Linked DNA regions of Homo sapiens: region 2 is linked to region 1. A link is a loop called in an ENCODE intact Hi-C map of the cell type or tissue named here. Cell type or tissue: heart right ventricle. All regions are shown on one strand. Each heading gives the region's core, and the rest is flanking DNA. Links, peaks and the distances in the headings are about the cores only.

Region 1 (8,345 bases), core at 215-8,214:
CTGGAGCATTTCCTCCAATTTTCTTTTAGTGGTTTCATAGTTTCAGGTCTTAGACTTAAGTCTACAATCCATTTTGATTTGATTTTTGTATATGGCAAGAGATACGGGTCTAGCTTCATTCTTCTATATATGTTTATCCAGTTTTTCCAGCACTGTTTATTGAAGAGACTGTCACAATTGTATGTTCTTGGAACCTTGTTGAATGAGTTGACTGTAAATAGGTGGATTTATATCTGAGTCCTCTATTGTGTTCCATTGGTCTATGTATTTGTTTTTATGCCATTACCATGCTGATTTACTACAGCTTTGTAGTATATTTTAAAGTCAGGTAGGGTGATACCTCCAGCTTTATTCTTTTTGCTCAGGATAGCTTTGGCTATTAAGGGTCTTTTCTGGTTCCATATTAATTTCTCTCCTGTGAAAAGCATCACTGGTATTTTGATAGGAATTGCATTGAATCTGTGAATTGCTTTGGATAGTATTATTATATTAATACATAATATAGTATTAATTCTTCCAATCCACGAACATGGGATATATTTCCATTTTTTGTGCCCTCTTCAATTTTTTAATCAATGTTTTATAGTTCTTCTAGTAAAGATATTTTACTTCTTTGTTTAAATTAATTCCTAGGTCTTTTATACTCTATAGCAATTGTAAATGTTATTGCTTTCTTGATTTCTTTTATAGAATGTTTACTATTGGTGTATATAAATACTATTGGTTTTGTATGTTGATTTTTGTATCCTTCAAATTTACTGAATTTGTTTATCAGTTCTAACAGTTTTGTGGTGGAGTTTTTAGGTTATTCTAAATATAAGATCACATCATCTTCATGCAAGGCTAATCTGACTTCTTCCTTTCCAATTTAGATGCCCTTTATTTCTTTCTCCTGCCTAATTGCTCTGGCCAGAACTTCAGTATATTCTTGAATAAAAGTGATGTAAGTGGCTGCCCTTGTCTTGTTCTAGATCTTAGAGGAAAGGCTTTTAAATGTTCCCTTTTTAATATGATGCTGGCTGTGGGTTTGTCATATACAGCCTTTATTATCTTGTGGTACGTTCTTTCTATACCTTTGTTGGGGGTTTTATCATAAAGATATGCTGAATTTTCTTGAATGATATCTCCTTCCATCCCTTCGCTTTTAGTCTATGTGTGTGTCTTTATAGGTGAGATGGATTTCTTGTAGGCAGCATATTTGAGTCTTGCTTCTGTATCCATTCAGTCACTCTACGTCTTTTAATTGAAAAACTGAGTCCATTTACATTCTGTGTTGTTACTAGTAAGTAAGGACTTACTACAGACATTTTGTTGCTGGTTTTCTGGTTGTTTTTTATCTCCTCTCTTTCTTCCTTTCTTGCTGTTATCCTTTATGGCTATGTAATTTTCCATGATAGTATGTTTTAATTCATTGCTTTTAACTTTTAGTGTATCTGTTCTAGGGTTTTGCATTGTAGTTACTATGAGGCTTACGAAAATATCTTATAGATATAACAACTTACATTAAATAGATAACAATTTATATCACAAAAAATAGTAAAAGCAAACGAAGAAAAAACTAAAAACTTCCCTGCATTTTAACTCAATTCCTTCACATTTTGACTTTTGGTTGTCTCAATGTACATATTTGTATATTGCCTATAACTTAGCTATTATTGTTTTATTATTGACTCATTTTTTAGGCTTCATACTAGAATTGTAAGGGTACTGTATGCCACAATTACAGTATTGAAGTATTCTGAGTTTTTGTATTTAATTTCACATGTGGATTTTGTCTTCAAATGGTTTCTTTGTGCACATTAGTGTATTTTTTGGAAAGAAAACTTTGAAGAACTCCCTTAGCATTTCTTTGTAAGAAGGGTCTGGTAATGGTGAATTCTCTTAGCTTTTGTTTATCTGGGAAAGACTTTCTCTCTCCTTCATATATAAAGAATAGCTTTGCAAGATAAAGTATTCTTGAATGACAGGTTTTTTTTTCTTCAGAACTTTGAAAATATTGTCCCCCTACTTCCAAGTGTGTGTGGTTTCCATTGAGAAGTCTTCTGGGAGATGAATTGGAGCTTCTTCATAAGTTTTTTGCCTTTTTTTCTGTTGCTGCTTTTTGAATTCTTTTTGTCTTTGACCTTTGAGAGATTGATTATTATATTTTGGGGGGTAGTCTTATTTGGATTGAACCTGTTTGGTGTTCTCTAATCTTTCTGTACCTGGATATTGATCTCTTTCTCAAGTTTAGGAATGTTTTCTATTATTCTTTTTTTAAATAAACTTTCTACCCCTTGCTCCTACTCAACTCCCTCTTGAACATCAATAATTCTCAGATTTGGTTTTTTGAGGTAAGTTTATATGTTTTGTGGAAAAAATCTTCATTCTTTTTCATTATTTTTTCTGTTTTACTTCTCTGACTGTGTAATTTCAAATAGCCTTTGAGCTTACTGATTTTTTTTTTTTTTTTTTTTTTTGGCTTGGTGTATTCTGCTGTTGAGAGCCTCTAAAAAACTTTTAGTTCAGCAAATGTATTTCTCAGTTCCAAGACTTCTGTTTGACTTTTAAAAGTTATTTCGATCTCTTTGTTAAATTTTTCCGATAAATTTTTGAGCTGTTTTTGTGTTACATTGGAGATCACTGAGTGTATTAGTCTATTCTTGCATTGCTATAAAGAAACACCGGAGACTGCATAATTTATAAAGACAAGAGGTTTAATTGGCTCATGGTTCTGCAGGATTTACAGGAAGCATGGTATGGCATCTGCTTGGCTTCTGGTGAAGCTTCAGGGAATTTTAAATAATGGCAGAAGGCCAAGTGGGAGAAGGCACTTTACACATGGTGAAAGCAGGAGTGAGAGAGAATGGAGGAAGGAGGTGCCACACACTTTTAAATGACCAGATCTTGTGAGAACTCACTATCATGAAGACAGCACTAAGCTACGAGAAATCTGCCCCCATGATCCAAACACCTCCCACCAGGCCCCACTTCCAGCATTGGAGATTACAATATAATATGATAATTGGTTGGGGACAAATATCTAAACTTGATATTTGAGGAAACTGAGTTTCCTTAAAACTGCTCTTTTGAATTCTTGGTCAGAGAGCTCACGTATCACTATGTTGTTAGGGTCAGTCACTATTTTCTTGCTTTGTCTCTTTGGGGAGGTCATCATTCTTTCTTTGCTATTGTTTCTTGTGGCTACAGTTCTATGTCTTTGCATTTAAGGATTATTTATTCCAGACTTCTCTGTCTGGCTTGTTTTCGTTACTATTGGTTATGTTTGCTTAGAGAATCTTTGTAATTTACCTGTTGAATGTCTTATATTTGTTCTCTAAGTCACTGCCTCCTTTTTGGCACTAGATGGTGCCTAAAGCCCAGATTTCTGTCAGCTCTACTAACCAATCAGAGTGCTGCCTATCTAGAACTGGGGAGGTCCCAAAGGGAGGTCCAGCCATGTGGAAAGGCTGGCTAGTGGTTCATGCCCAGGAGACCTATGGAACATACTTCTTACAGTATGATGCTGCCAAACAGCCACTATGATTTGGTATCTCCTTTGACAGAGTTACAGAGCAGAGTTTCCAGGGCTGGAGTTGGTAGTCTCACTTCCCTGCTTTGTCTCTGGCTGTCCTCAGGGATACGTCTCACTTCAGGCACTCGGAATGCTTCTCTTGGGTTGAGGCATGGACGAGTCACCTGCTAAAGAACCCAAGATGGTGGGAAAGCTGGTTGTTCACTTTATTCTCACTTTTCCAGTGTAGAAGCCATGAGTTGGGGAAAAGTTTCCACATGTCTGGTGCCAGGCAGAGTGAGGGGAAGGGTGTCATAAATATAAAAATCTGATTCTCTTACAATCCACTGAGTTTTTTTTTTTTTTAATTATTTGTGACCCAGGAAACTGACTTATCCTCACATTTGAGTTTTGATATATTGCTGTTGATGATCTCAGTGCTGTATATTTGGTTTTGGTCTTCTGGGGGAAAAGGGGTTGGGGAGTAAAGCCAGCTTGTGTCTATGCCACCAGTTTGGAACCAGAAGTCTCCAAGTAATTTATAAAAAACAGAAACTTATTTCTCACAGTTATGGAGGCTAGAAAGCCCAAGATCAAGGTGCCCACAGGTTCGTTACCTGATGAGAGCCCATTTCTCATACATGATACCATCTAGGTGTTCTCACATGGCAGAAGGGCTGAAATGTGCAAGAATGGGGTGAACTCCCTCTGTCATGTCACTTTATAGGGGCTTCTAATCATACTCCTGAGGGAAGAGGCCTCATTATTCAATCAGCTCCCACAGGTGACACCTCTTAATACTGTTGCATTGGGCATTAAGTTTCACCATGATTTTGAAAGGGTCAGAACATTCAAATTATAGCAGGACTACATGCTCTAAGTTAGGACATTGGAGATGGGATAAAACTCACTGCTTGGCTCATAGAAGTCTGGAAAAAGGAGTGAAAAACTCTCAGCAAGGTGGAAATGCTTGAATTATTCTGACCGATAGTATAGGAAGGGAAAGAGAGGCTGAAAGAAATGAGCACACGTCAATAAATATATAAGGCTGAAAGACCCATCACCCATCAGAAGATTATATTCCACAAGAAGGCCCAGAGGACCACATGTTCATGAAAGCCCTCAGGCATGCGTTGACATGAGGGGCTCCAGCATCACTAAAATATTCAGAAGATGTTTTGTTCTGCAAGGTAGAAATGTCAGTAGGAAAGGCAGTCACAGAGCTGGGCTCATTTATAACCATGAAGATGATGTTTGGGCTTCCTCATCCCAATAATAGAGACCAAGTGGCAGGGCTTAATAATAAGTTAAGCAATTATCATTAGCATTATGGTTATGCAATTATTATAATGACCAGCAAGGTTGAAAGATGAACAAAGTAGGAGCCAAGCAAAGCAAGCTTGACTCACAGGGGGCCATGCAGACCATTAATAGCATATGCCATCCCTATAAGTAAAAGAAATATGTAGCCAGGAAAGGTTCTGCTCAAAATCAATAAAAACAACAAATCATGAATGGAGGGGTAGGGAGATGAGGGCTATTTCCCAAATAAAATACCGTAAGCCTTGCTCAGTTATCAGGTCTGAGACAATTTTCAGATTTGGAGCTTCCCGATTTGGAGGGCCATTATCTAGGCCCCAGGGATCCACAGTAAGAAGAACCCTGTAACATAATGGCAAGTGTGTACTGTGATGATTCCCTTTTGTCCCTCCCACAGGGTCCTTGGGTTATTCACTCCAGTGACTGTATACATCCCCAAAATAGGGGGAATTGAGAGTTACTTCAAGAACTATTAGGTATTGGACATCAGTTTGTTTGCTATCTTCAATCCTGTGCAACTCCGGAATCTAATAATTGTTTTGATGAGAAAATCAGCCACAAGATCCATGCACTCCAAATCCAAATCTCCTGATTTAGTCCTTCGATATTTACTTGCTCATCAACTTTTGACATCATCAAACTGATTATGATCTTACATGGCTTTTCTAGTTGTTTTTAATGGGAGTCTTGGTCTGCCACATGTTACTCCACCCCCTTTCGGATGAAGCTGTATTCATCATTTTATCATCTTCTGGAATCACATATTTATTTCTCTATTCTGTTTTTTCAACAAATATTTACTTAATGACCATTGTATCATACACTACAAGAAAAGTGGAGTCAGGCAGAAAGTTCAAAAAAATCTACCATCTAGAAAAAGAAGAAAATTTGGGCAAGTCTAGGTATCACATAACAAATGCCCCAGCACTCTGTATATTCCTGGCAATACTCCCATCTCCTCCTCCCTCGTCTCCATTACTCACAACCTTGTGCATATGATTTGCTTAAGATTATCTATTATTGTTTACATTAGTCAGAGAAGCACTTGACTCCTAGGTCATTACCTGTCTCTGGGACCCCAAACCCATATCGCTCTGTATATCTCCTAACCTGACCTTGTCACCTAATATTCTCCAATTCCTAAAACCATTCGTTAGGCCCACCGGACTAATGGGTCAGTCACAGGGAAAATACTCTATATCTTCAAATGTGTCAATTAAGTTTTCCTTCATCTTTTTACTCTGAGAAATGTCTCCCCACCAGGGACATAGATTTCCACACAGCCGTATAACATGATAGCTGATTTTTCTGCTGTGGTCATACTATTCCCAGGTATGCTGGTAGATGTTTTCACACGGACACTCACTGTCCATTACCCTGTTATCTTCACTAACCCACTGGCTCTTCTCTTATCAAAATATAAAATTGTATATTTATTTTTGCCTTCAATTCCTCTCTTTCTGTTCTCTATTTAACCCAAACTAATTCAGATCTTTGGCCCTGTTTTAGTCCATTCTTGCATTGCTATAAAGAGAGACCTGAGACTGGGTAATTTTTTTTTTTTTTTTAAAGAGGTTTAATTGGCTTATGGTTCTGCAGGCTGTACAAGAAGCACAGCAGCTTCTGCTTCTGGGAGGCCTCAGGAAGCTTCCAATCATGGCAGAAGGCAAAGGGGGAATGAGATGTCTCACATGGTGGGAGCAGGAGCAAGAGCGAGAGGGAAGAGAGGAGCTACACGCTTTTAAACAACCAGATCTCATGAGAACTCATGAGGACAGTACTAAGGGGACATGGTGCTAAACCACAAGAAACTGGCCCCATGAGCCAATCACCTCCCATCAGGCTCCACATCCAACATTGGGGATTACAATTCAACATGAGATTTGGGCGAGGACACAGAGCCAAACCACATCAGGCCCCATCTCTCCAGTGAAACAGCTCTTGCTGAGGTCAGGAATGATCTCCCATTGTTAATTATTTTGATGAGTTCTCTGTTCTCACCTCCATGATTGTTAAGCAACATTTGGCACCATTAATCAACATCCTTAAAACACTTGTAACACTTGGCTTTTAAATATTAAATTCTGCCTTGTCTACTACTTCACTGGATGCTATTTCTCAGTGTTTATCCTCACTCTCGCAATGGATTGATCTGTGGACTTCTCTTATCTATCAAACAGACTTTCATTGGTGAGCTCATTCAGTTTTAGGACTTTAAATAACATCTATAGGCTGATGAGCTGATGACTCTCCAGTTTATATATCAGGCCTAGACATTTCCTCTGAGCTCACACACCCAGCTTCCTATTTTACGTCTCCAATCTGAATTCCTAATCTCTTAAATCTCCTCTTCGACCCCTTCCCATCTCAGTAAATGGCAACTCAAACCTTCCAGTTGCTCCAGCTGAAAACCTCTGTGTCATCCTTGACTAATCTCTTTTCTGCCCCATATCCAGTCCCTTGACAAATCTTGGCAATTCTGCCTTCAACTATATATTCAATATATGACCACTTTTTACCACTTCATTGCTATCATCTCTCACCTGGATCATTGTAATAGCTTTTACTCTTGACCCTGTTCCATTCAAAAAACAGTAAGTAGTGGGAGAAATTCTTATGAAGCACAATTTAAATCATGTCATTCTTTTGCTCAAAGCCCACTAATGATTTCCCATGCTGAGAAAATTCTGAGCCCTTACAACCATGTGTAAGGGCCTATATTATCCCCATCTGACTGCTCTGACTTTGTTGCGTACCATGCTCCCTCTTCCAGCACCACGCTTCTTTCTCTTCTCCAACAATGTAAGCACTCTCCAGCCTTAGGAACTTTGCATGTACTAGTCCATTTCTAAAAATGCTTTTCCCATCATCTCCCCCTGTCCCCAAATATTTACATCTCTCCTCCTTCATATCCTCAGTCAGATGTCATCTTATGTGTGAGGACTCCTACATAACTGTATTTAAAACTGCACCTACTTACATATAGACACACATATATACACACCAGTACTAATTTCCTGCTTGGTTTTCTTCACTGTTTTGACATAATATAAATTTAACTGTTTACTCTCACTTCTTATACTAGAATGTATGGTATATGAGGGAAACATTTTTCTCTGTTTTTTTACTACCATTTTTCTACTATTTAGAACCATGACTAACACACTGTAGGCACTCCAAAAAATTTGTTTATTGACTGAAAGAACAAATTCTTAGGACATAAGGCCATTTTTGGTGTATCCACTGAATAGTGTATATACCACTTATGGAATTTTTGGTGTATAGATGAATTTGGATTATGTGCATATTCAAATTAAAAATTATTTCTCAGACCATATTTTCCCCGTGAAGCTTTTTGAGAGAAGGTATTCTCTCTGTTTTTCATCAGCGGCCTAACAGACAAGCTAAGAAGTTGCAGCTTTACAGTTTCAACTGCAAATCAATGTTGACTATTCATTTTCATCCTCACTAACAAGTTCCCTCTAACTGTGAATGTTATTAAGTTATTCTTTATTCATTTGGCAAACAGTTA
Region 2 (8,345 bases), core at 231-8,230, 180 kb after region 1:
GCTCAAGGAGAAGAACAGATGTGGGTCATCAGGGTGCATCACCAACTTTTTGGCTGATTTAAACAAGCTAATCTTCTACACCCTGCACTTGCAGATGCGTGGTAATAGCTAACGTTTAACACTTCAAAACAATGGGAGCATCGCTAGTGAAAAGGATACAGATAAAAGTTTTTAACCTTTGTTCTCATCACTTAGAATGTAAAGCATCTCTCGTGAAAGTCAGCCCCAGACACAACTTTATCAAGTGCCATTTTGCAGTAAGTTTAAGAAAGCAATACATTGAATATTCTTTTACTTTTCCCCAATATGGCTGATTCTCTGGTGTTTGCATTCCTTGGCCATGAATTACTAACTCCTGTTATTTTTTGTTTTCCAAGAAAGAATTAATCTGAAAGTATAATTTTTTTTTTCCTGGAGATATTCCGCTCACTTTCTGGCTGTCTACAGATAAGCTGTGTATCTGAATTGATAAAAACCAGATTGTCCAACTACTGATGAAATACTGATAGCACCATGAAAATTTTTGTATAAAACTCTATTAGGATTCCTAACAATGTGCAGGCCTTTGGCCACTTGTGTTCACTGAGGTTAGGCATGCAGCCTAACATTGCCTTGAAAAGCATGGATCTATCCCAAAGCACAGCCAATGTCATACTAAAACACTTAAAGGAGTTACAGACACACAAATTTTAATGATTTAAGGCCAGATTCAATCCTTTGAGACATTTGCATAACTCCCACTAGAAATTAATAGAGGTTGCAAAAATACAAATTTGGGTAAAAGTTTTAACCTTACCCAACTCAGGGATTCAAACATTGTTCTTTAATATCTGCTGGTGCAGAAAACTTTATCTAATGTTGCTCGATATCTAGACTATCTTCTGTTAGCAATTTGGGAAGTTGTCAAAGATACCAGATCATGTTTGTTGAGCTAATATTGTGCTCCACATTTCAGAAGAGGGTCTGGCTACTGCATTGTTCTGTTACTGTTAATGTTATCACTGCGGCTGGTGTTGTTATTAATCATAGACTCGTCATAAATTTATAAGGTGGATATTTGTATTTTAGTTTTATAAATGAAGAAAATGAGTGGTTGAGGGGTTAAGTCATTTTTCTGAAGTAATGCAGCAATGTGGTTTCAAGTCAGGATTTACACCCAAGACACTATACCCTCTACAGGTCAGGCACTTTCACCTACACCAGGATTTACAAATGGCTCAACACAAGCACCACGGGACTGAATACAGAAGAGCAGAGTAGTGAACACCTGAGGATCTGCCCAAAATGTGGGGCCTCCAACCAGCTTAGGCCCAGCCCTGCACAGCCCTGTAGATCTTATTTGTGCCCAGAGGTACAAGAAATAAAAATGTAGAGGGGTAAAAAATGACAGAGGTTGAAAATATAGGCCCTTAGATCAATCAACTCTCTTACTAACTACACTGACTGGTCCAAATAAACTTCTCCATCCTCAGTTCTGTCAGAAAGCAGCAGAAATAAGACCTATTAAGTTATTCATAATATTCAGTAACATCTAGTCAGTTTTAATCTTTTGATATATCTCCTAATTATTATGTACTCAATTTAGAATTTTAGAAAACACCCGTCTCTTACTCCCCTTGTTTTCATCCTTCCTTTTTTCTGAAAATGTAAACTATGGTGCAAGAAAACACCACATTGTTCATCATAAATGAGAAAACTGGAGGTTTATTCAAAAGTGCTAGGTTTACAAAACTGAGCCAAGAATTTATAAGGTGTAGACTTTCTCTGACACCTGACAGCTTGAATTCCTCTGACTGTTTTGACACAGAAATATCAAGACATTAGCTTTCTGGCCCTTCTATATAATACCTTGCCAAACCCACAACATGTAGAAACCTATCAATGTGATAAAGAATATGAAAAACAAATCCTGGGAAAATGATTAAATTCGGTGGAGACTTTATTCCAATAGTCAAATTCATCTTTCTCGGAAGAAGTAGAGGAACCTGCTAACATCGCCTGGGAAAATTTGAAAATGAAATATGTTTACCTCTTTTTACTTATGCAAATAACATCTCAACTTAGTTAAAACAATAGATTCAAAACATCCTGTGATTGAAAGGGCAGATTTTTTTTTCAGTTACTTACCCCAACCGATTAAAAACAGAAAAATCATAATGTATGTCATAAACAGAAGTGACATAAAACATTTTCCCCAAAAAACAATGAAAAATTAGAAACAAATGCAAAAAGAAACACTAGAGAAATAAGAAGAAAAATATAGGTCATGGAGAAAAAGTGGTTTTGACCAAAATAAAGTTTTAAGACATTAAAGAACCAATCCACAGCTTTGATTTTGCCTGTATAATGTAGTTACTAAGGGCATAGGCTCAGCCACTTGATAGCTGGGTCATCTTGGGTAAATTACTTCATCTCTCCTCGTCTTGCTTCCCTCCTTTATATTGTAGCCATACCTACCTCAAATGTTATTATAAAGACTAAGGAATCTGATACTCGTATACTCTTAGAATCTGCACTGGTATATAAAAATATCTTACCGCATAACTGCCAAATAAATGTCACAACTTTATTAAACTTTAAAATGAATTTGAAAGGAAGCCACATTTAGAAAGCTGCTTAATGTATTGAATGCCATATTTTCTACCCTTTCCATGTAATATTGGGGGAGAGAGGAGAAATGCTATAAAGTTGTGCTCATCCTCTTTCAGCATCTTATTCATTTTTTAAGTTCTTACACTTATTTTAGAAGAATGCTGACACTAAACGTGATACAGTAATGAGTAGCAAGGTTAACTGCATCCTACATCTCTTGGTGGGGAGGTTATATTATTTTCTATCACTGTAATTAATTAAATGTTCTGCCTATAGCAAATCAACCATTATGTTAGGAATGGCATTAGATTATTTGCTAAGGTATATGTGTGCAAATATTATACTAACATGGAAGAGATGGAAGATATAATTAAGTCCCCGCAGTTGGTGTCTACATATGGAAAAAGTCAGCCCTCCATATACTCAGGTTTCATATCCCATAAACACTGTATTTCCCATCCACATGTAGTTGAAAAAATATCTCTGCAGTTCAAACCCATGTTGTTTAAGCTTCAACTGTATTATCTAAATATCTATTTTTTTTGAAGTTTGAAGTTTGGTCTAGAGCAGTGGTTTTCAAACTTTAGCATGTATTAGAATCACCTGAGGTCTCTAAAGATGGGTTGCTGGTTCCAATCCCAGAATTTCTGATTCAGTAGATCTGGGATGGGTCTGAATACGTGCATTTCTAACATGTTCTCAAGTGATGGTGATCTGGGAACCACACTTTGAGAACATTTACTTGAGACTTATATATTAGAGTCACTTGGGGAGATTTTTTAAAATACCAATAGTTAGTAAATCAGAATCTTTGGGGGTGGATGGATCTGGGTATCTACATTAAAAAGCAAACAAACAAACAAAAAGCCCTCCCTAGCTGAGTCTATGGTAGAGCCAGAATTGAGGATTCCTGGTCTAGAGAAATGGTTGTCAAGGACGGGTCCAGAATCAGATTCACTTGGAAGTTTTTCCAATGTCCTCCTTTCCCCATATCCAAGGTTGCACGATGCCCTAAGAAGAGGTGGAAATACAATTTTTAAATGTTTCTCAAAATTAATCTTGAGATTATTTTAGTTAAAATTACCTTATATTTATTAAAAATGAAGATCCCTTGCCTACCTACAAAGTCTCAGATGCTTCACACTTTACACAACACACCTGTGTTTGAAAATTAGTGGTGTAGGGTTAAGAAGGAGCGGGTTCTAATTATTTCTTGCAGGTTAGGAAGAGCACTGGAACCTCACAATCAATATAATAACTGGTGAATTCAGAGCTCCATAGCACCAGCCCTAGAGAGGTGAAAGAAGGATCCCTGCAAGCAGGAAGTCAGGACGGAAAGGGGCAGGTGGGCAGGGATAGAAAAGTGAGTGCTGAGTAGACGCTTCTCTCCTTACCAGAACCAGTAACCACCCTGCTGGCTGCTCCTCTAATTTGCCCTGGCACAAGGACAGAATGTGTTCTGCTGATACACGTTTCTAAAGCACCAAGCAGCCTCTGCTGACAGCTGGCTTGGTTGCTGTGTCAATGCAGAAAAAGTGAGAGAGCAAAAGAATTTGGTAAGAAAATATTTTTCTTTACTTTCCCTTCTAAATGGAGGGAAAAATCATGGTGGGGGTGGGGACAGATGGGATGCAAATGTGATTATGTAAGGTACTGAGAACAAGAAAGACTAATGCAAAATGTTTAGGACAGTGGGTATTAAGGAGAGAATTGACTTTGTGGAGCTGTTTGTCTTACTAACAGCCATTCAAAATCCAGCACCATATTACTTGTATGTATTGTTATTCTATTAGCGATGATTTCAAAATGCCTAGAACTATTTCTGGGCATCTGCAAAAGATAAAAGTGAATTAAGAACTCTCACATCACCTTGGAAAGATAAAGACTAGTTATGTGTTGTCAGCCATAGTCTTTCTCCACACGGCTTGCCAGAGTTGTTTTTTTTTTTCTTTTTTCTTTTTTTTTTTTTTTTCAGTTTTATTTCTAGAGCTGATGGTCTTCTGATGCCTTCACACCAAAAGGGAACCCAGCTCCGTTAGCTGGCTTCTAGGTGAATCTCTTGGCTGATGTTGTTTTCCATCAGCCTACAGCTTGGTTGTGCATTGGCAGTTTTATGCAATACTGGGTTCAGCAAAAGAAACAAAGGACAATTGGCTCTACTTAGTGAAATCTGCCTAAAGAATTTTATATCCCAGCATAGGTTTCTAATGAGATTCTCAAAAAAGTAAACAAATTCTAAGATATAAATATCAGTTCACTTATTAATGTCCCATGCTTCTAAGCAGCATTTTTCCATGTGTGCTGTGGATGGTCACTCTAACTCCTTAACAGTCATTTAAAATGTTACAATGAAAAATACACAAAGTACTAAAAATGCATCAAACATATCATAAAGTTGTAAAGTCAAATAATTCCCCTGCGAACTTCACTTGAAATGAGGAAACTGAAAGAGCTTGTTTTCTTTGCACTTTATCTGAAGTAACCAGAGGGTTTTATTTTTGTTAATTTATCAGATTTACTAAGATTGTTCTCATTTAAAGTAAAACTAATTCTAGGAAGATTGCATCTCCTTTGCTGTGCTATTGCTTGGCATTGTTGAAATAATAGCTACTATACCAACATGGCACATCTTTTCAGTAGTCTCATCCATTGTTGCTATTCTGTAAAAAGTGTAGACAGTTTGGAAAGCACGAGCAGACTAGATTTATATGCGGAGGGGTGAGAATAAAGAAAGAAAAGACAGCGGGAAGGCGCACTTTCCTTTGGGAGTGCAAGATTTAAGACAGCAGCAGTTCATGTCTGTGTCAAGAAAGGAAAATTTACAAATTCAGAATAGAAGCTTAGTTTTTACTGTATTTTGCAAAGAGAATTTCTTTCTTTCTTGAGAAAGGCCATAGATCCTGACAGCACATGTCAGAATGGGAAAATATTGCTCGAGTGAGCTGCCTACTGTGAATATAATGAAGTGAAATTTGTATATTTTTGTTTAGACTCAAAAGCACCACCATTTACTGGTATAAACTCATTTTAATGAGATTAGACAATTTTAGTAATAAAAATTTACAAGTGGAGTAGCTAAATGGTAAAATGGCAAACATGATGAGAATAAACATACATAAAAATCTTTCCAATTTTCCATGCAAAGTGTCCTTACAACAGATGATATAGAAAAAGACCATTTATTTTTCTAGCACTATTCTTTCCTTATGATGAGACTAAACGTACATTTGCTACTTTCTCCTATGCTGTTTTGGTCATTTACTACCATTTGAGCCATGAGATATGGCATTAAGTAACACTCTTACTAAAAATAAAAAAATTCATATTGGTTAAACTGATTATTGAAAATAGAAAAAAAAAGCATGTGCTTTTAAAACCAACAGATATGAATTAGTATTTTACCTCTAAGAGTTTCTGAATTGTGAGTGAAATCAAAATATTGCTCTAGGGCAGCAGTCTTGAAAATGTATTCTATGGACCCATAGGGGTCCTAGAGAACTTTTCAGGAGTTAGAAAGATCAACAGTGTTTTTATTATTATACTAAAGTGTTCTTTACTTCTTTGTGTTCACATTTGCACTGTTGGTGCAAAAGCAAAGGTGAGCAAAGCTATTTGTGCCTTAGCCCTACATAAGGCCATGGCACCCAACAACTTCTCTATACACTCTCAATCTAAAAAAAAAAAAAAAAGGTTTCAATTTAGAATTTCCTTCATGAAACAGTAAAAATTATCAATTTTATTAAATCTTGGTCCATTAGTCTACATCTTTTAAACATTCTATGTGATGTAATGTGGCCCACGTAAAGCATTTCTGCTGTATAACAAAGTACGATGGTTTTCTCAAGTAATAGGATATGTGCAATATTTTGAGTTGCAAACAGAACCAGGGCTTTTTTTCAGGAACACGATTTTTACTTCAAAGAATGCAGATAAACTATCACTGTGCAGATTTGTCCATTTGGCTGATAATGCCTTCAAAATGAAAAAAGCCAGTTACTTCAAGAAAAACAATTGACAGGCTTATTGCCAATAATAAAATGCAAGTTTTCAAGCAAAAATTAGAATTTTGGAAAACTGCTATTTGCCACTGTGAGTCTGATTACTTCTCAATACTTAAAGACTTTTTAAATGAGCTCAATGGCTATTTTAATGAAAACTGTTTTTAATAACATATAATAAAATATGTCTACATTTAGGAGGACTGTATTAACTCAACAAATCAAGAGTTTCCAAGTGAATAATATATCATGTTACAAAACCAAGGATGGGTAAAAGTACAAGAGACCAGCAGATTGTAATGTACAGAGTAGATAAACTTCATTAACAAGCTTTCAGATCTCACATCGCAACTGAACTTTAAGAAACGATCACTTGAATTTTTGTATAATATCAAAAGAGACTACTCACAACTACCTGAAAATGTTACTAAAAGATTCTTCTGTTATCAAATTAGATATCAGTGTGAGGCTGGAATCTTCATTTCCTTCCACCAAAACAACATGTTACAAAAGATTGGATGCAGAGCAGCTGTAAGGGAATCAGCTGTCTTCTATTAAAGCCAGACATTAAAGAGATCTGCAAGAAGCAGAAATAACACACAGTTTTCATAAAAGGGTGTAATTTACGATATGTGTTAGTTTTAAATAAACTAAAATATTGTTTAAATTCTCAAGTTTGACTTCCAACTCAATAAATATGTATAGATATAACCCACATAGAAAAACACTTTTGGGATCCTCCGTAATTTTTAGGAGTATAAAGTGTTCCTGAAACAAAAATGTTTGGGAACTATTGCCCCAGTCTAGGGTTATTTTCACGGTCATACTGTGGACAAATATTGATTGTGGCACACATAAAGACAGTTTTGTAAGTGTGAGTGGTGAGAAAACATTTTAAAATATCAATCGTCCAGAGAAGATTAGAAAATTTGCACACTTTATGAATGGTTCCAATAACCCGCAGATTGTCTCATATTAGACTTCCTCCTGAGCTGATCTCCAGTCATATAAGAGTGCATATTGCTATCACCGCTTGACAAACTGGTGTAAAAATTAAGGAAACATAACTTTTCCTTGTAGCATCTTAAGAATAACAAGTTGTCCTTGACAGTAATAAAGAAATAACGCAGGGAATTCAGAAGAAAACTATTTCAAGGGAGTCATAGAATAAAAGCCAGAGTAATGAGTTTGGTGACAACAACACTGAGACAAGAGAAAGAATAGAAACTGCTTTAAAAAATTTGCAAAATCTACTGATCGCAGTGATCCTTCTCTTTTTTGTTGACATACTTAAGAATAAATTTTAGAATAAAAAAATTCTGGAAGATATCTCTGGTGACTTAAATGTTCTAGATACAAAGCTGGTCGCTCATGGTAGTTGGATGATGTGTTCATTTCTACTTTTCATTTGAATGTGACTTAGAGATAAAGAAAGAAGAAAGAGTGAATTCATGTTGATATCAGTAGTGCATGTACCACTCAGAAAATTGAAGTCGGCCAGTTATATTAACAGAGGGGATGTGACAGAAAGGATTGTAAGGTATTATGGAAGTAGAAACTGCAGCAGACAGATACCACTCCCTAAATCTGAGGAAACAAGAGGAGGTTAGTAAAACTCAGAAGCTTGGAAGAGGGGCCTTGCAGAACTGAGACCGAGGCCTCTGAAGAGGGGCTGTTGTCTGTCTGGTGTTGGTGCCTTAGTCACCTGAAGAAAGGGGCCACCACAGAGCTGGGACCCACACTTCCTTGCAGGAG

What was found. Hi-C counts contacts between places; a loop is a spot of excess contacts. Peaks named below come from ENCODE experiments on the same cell type or tissue, not always from the same donor. Only the 100,000 strongest peaks of a DNase experiment are listed, where the experiment ranks them.
Region 2: it touches region 1 in a loop (1.8-fold over the local background); 2 of 110 quality-filtered maps call a loop at or near these places.

What each region holds. Positions count from the first base shown.
Region 1 is chr12:20,215,543-20,223,887 of GRCh38, reverse strand. No RefSeq gene overlaps it. Among named protein-coding and RNA genes, the nearest start is that of LINC02468, 92 kb to the right of the region's middle. In heart right ventricle, for the core only: a CTCF peak has its summit at 3,334 (motif pointing right); no DNase peak of the experiment used is centred there.
Region 2 is chr12:20,036,705-20,045,049 of GRCh38, reverse strand. The region is part of intron 2 of LINC02398 (long intergenic non-protein coding RNA 2398); the gene reads right to left. It overlaps LOC124902893 (a long non-coding RNA gene), which reads right to left. Exons shown (of 2, transcript XR_007063238.1): 2 at 5,600-7,167. Among named protein-coding and RNA genes, the nearest start is that of LINC02398, 26 kb to the right of the region's middle. In heart right ventricle, for the core only: a CTCF peak has its summit at 4,051; a DNase peak (open chromatin) is centred at 4,019; H3K4me3 peaks cover 3,189 bases; H3K27ac peaks cover 1,712 bases.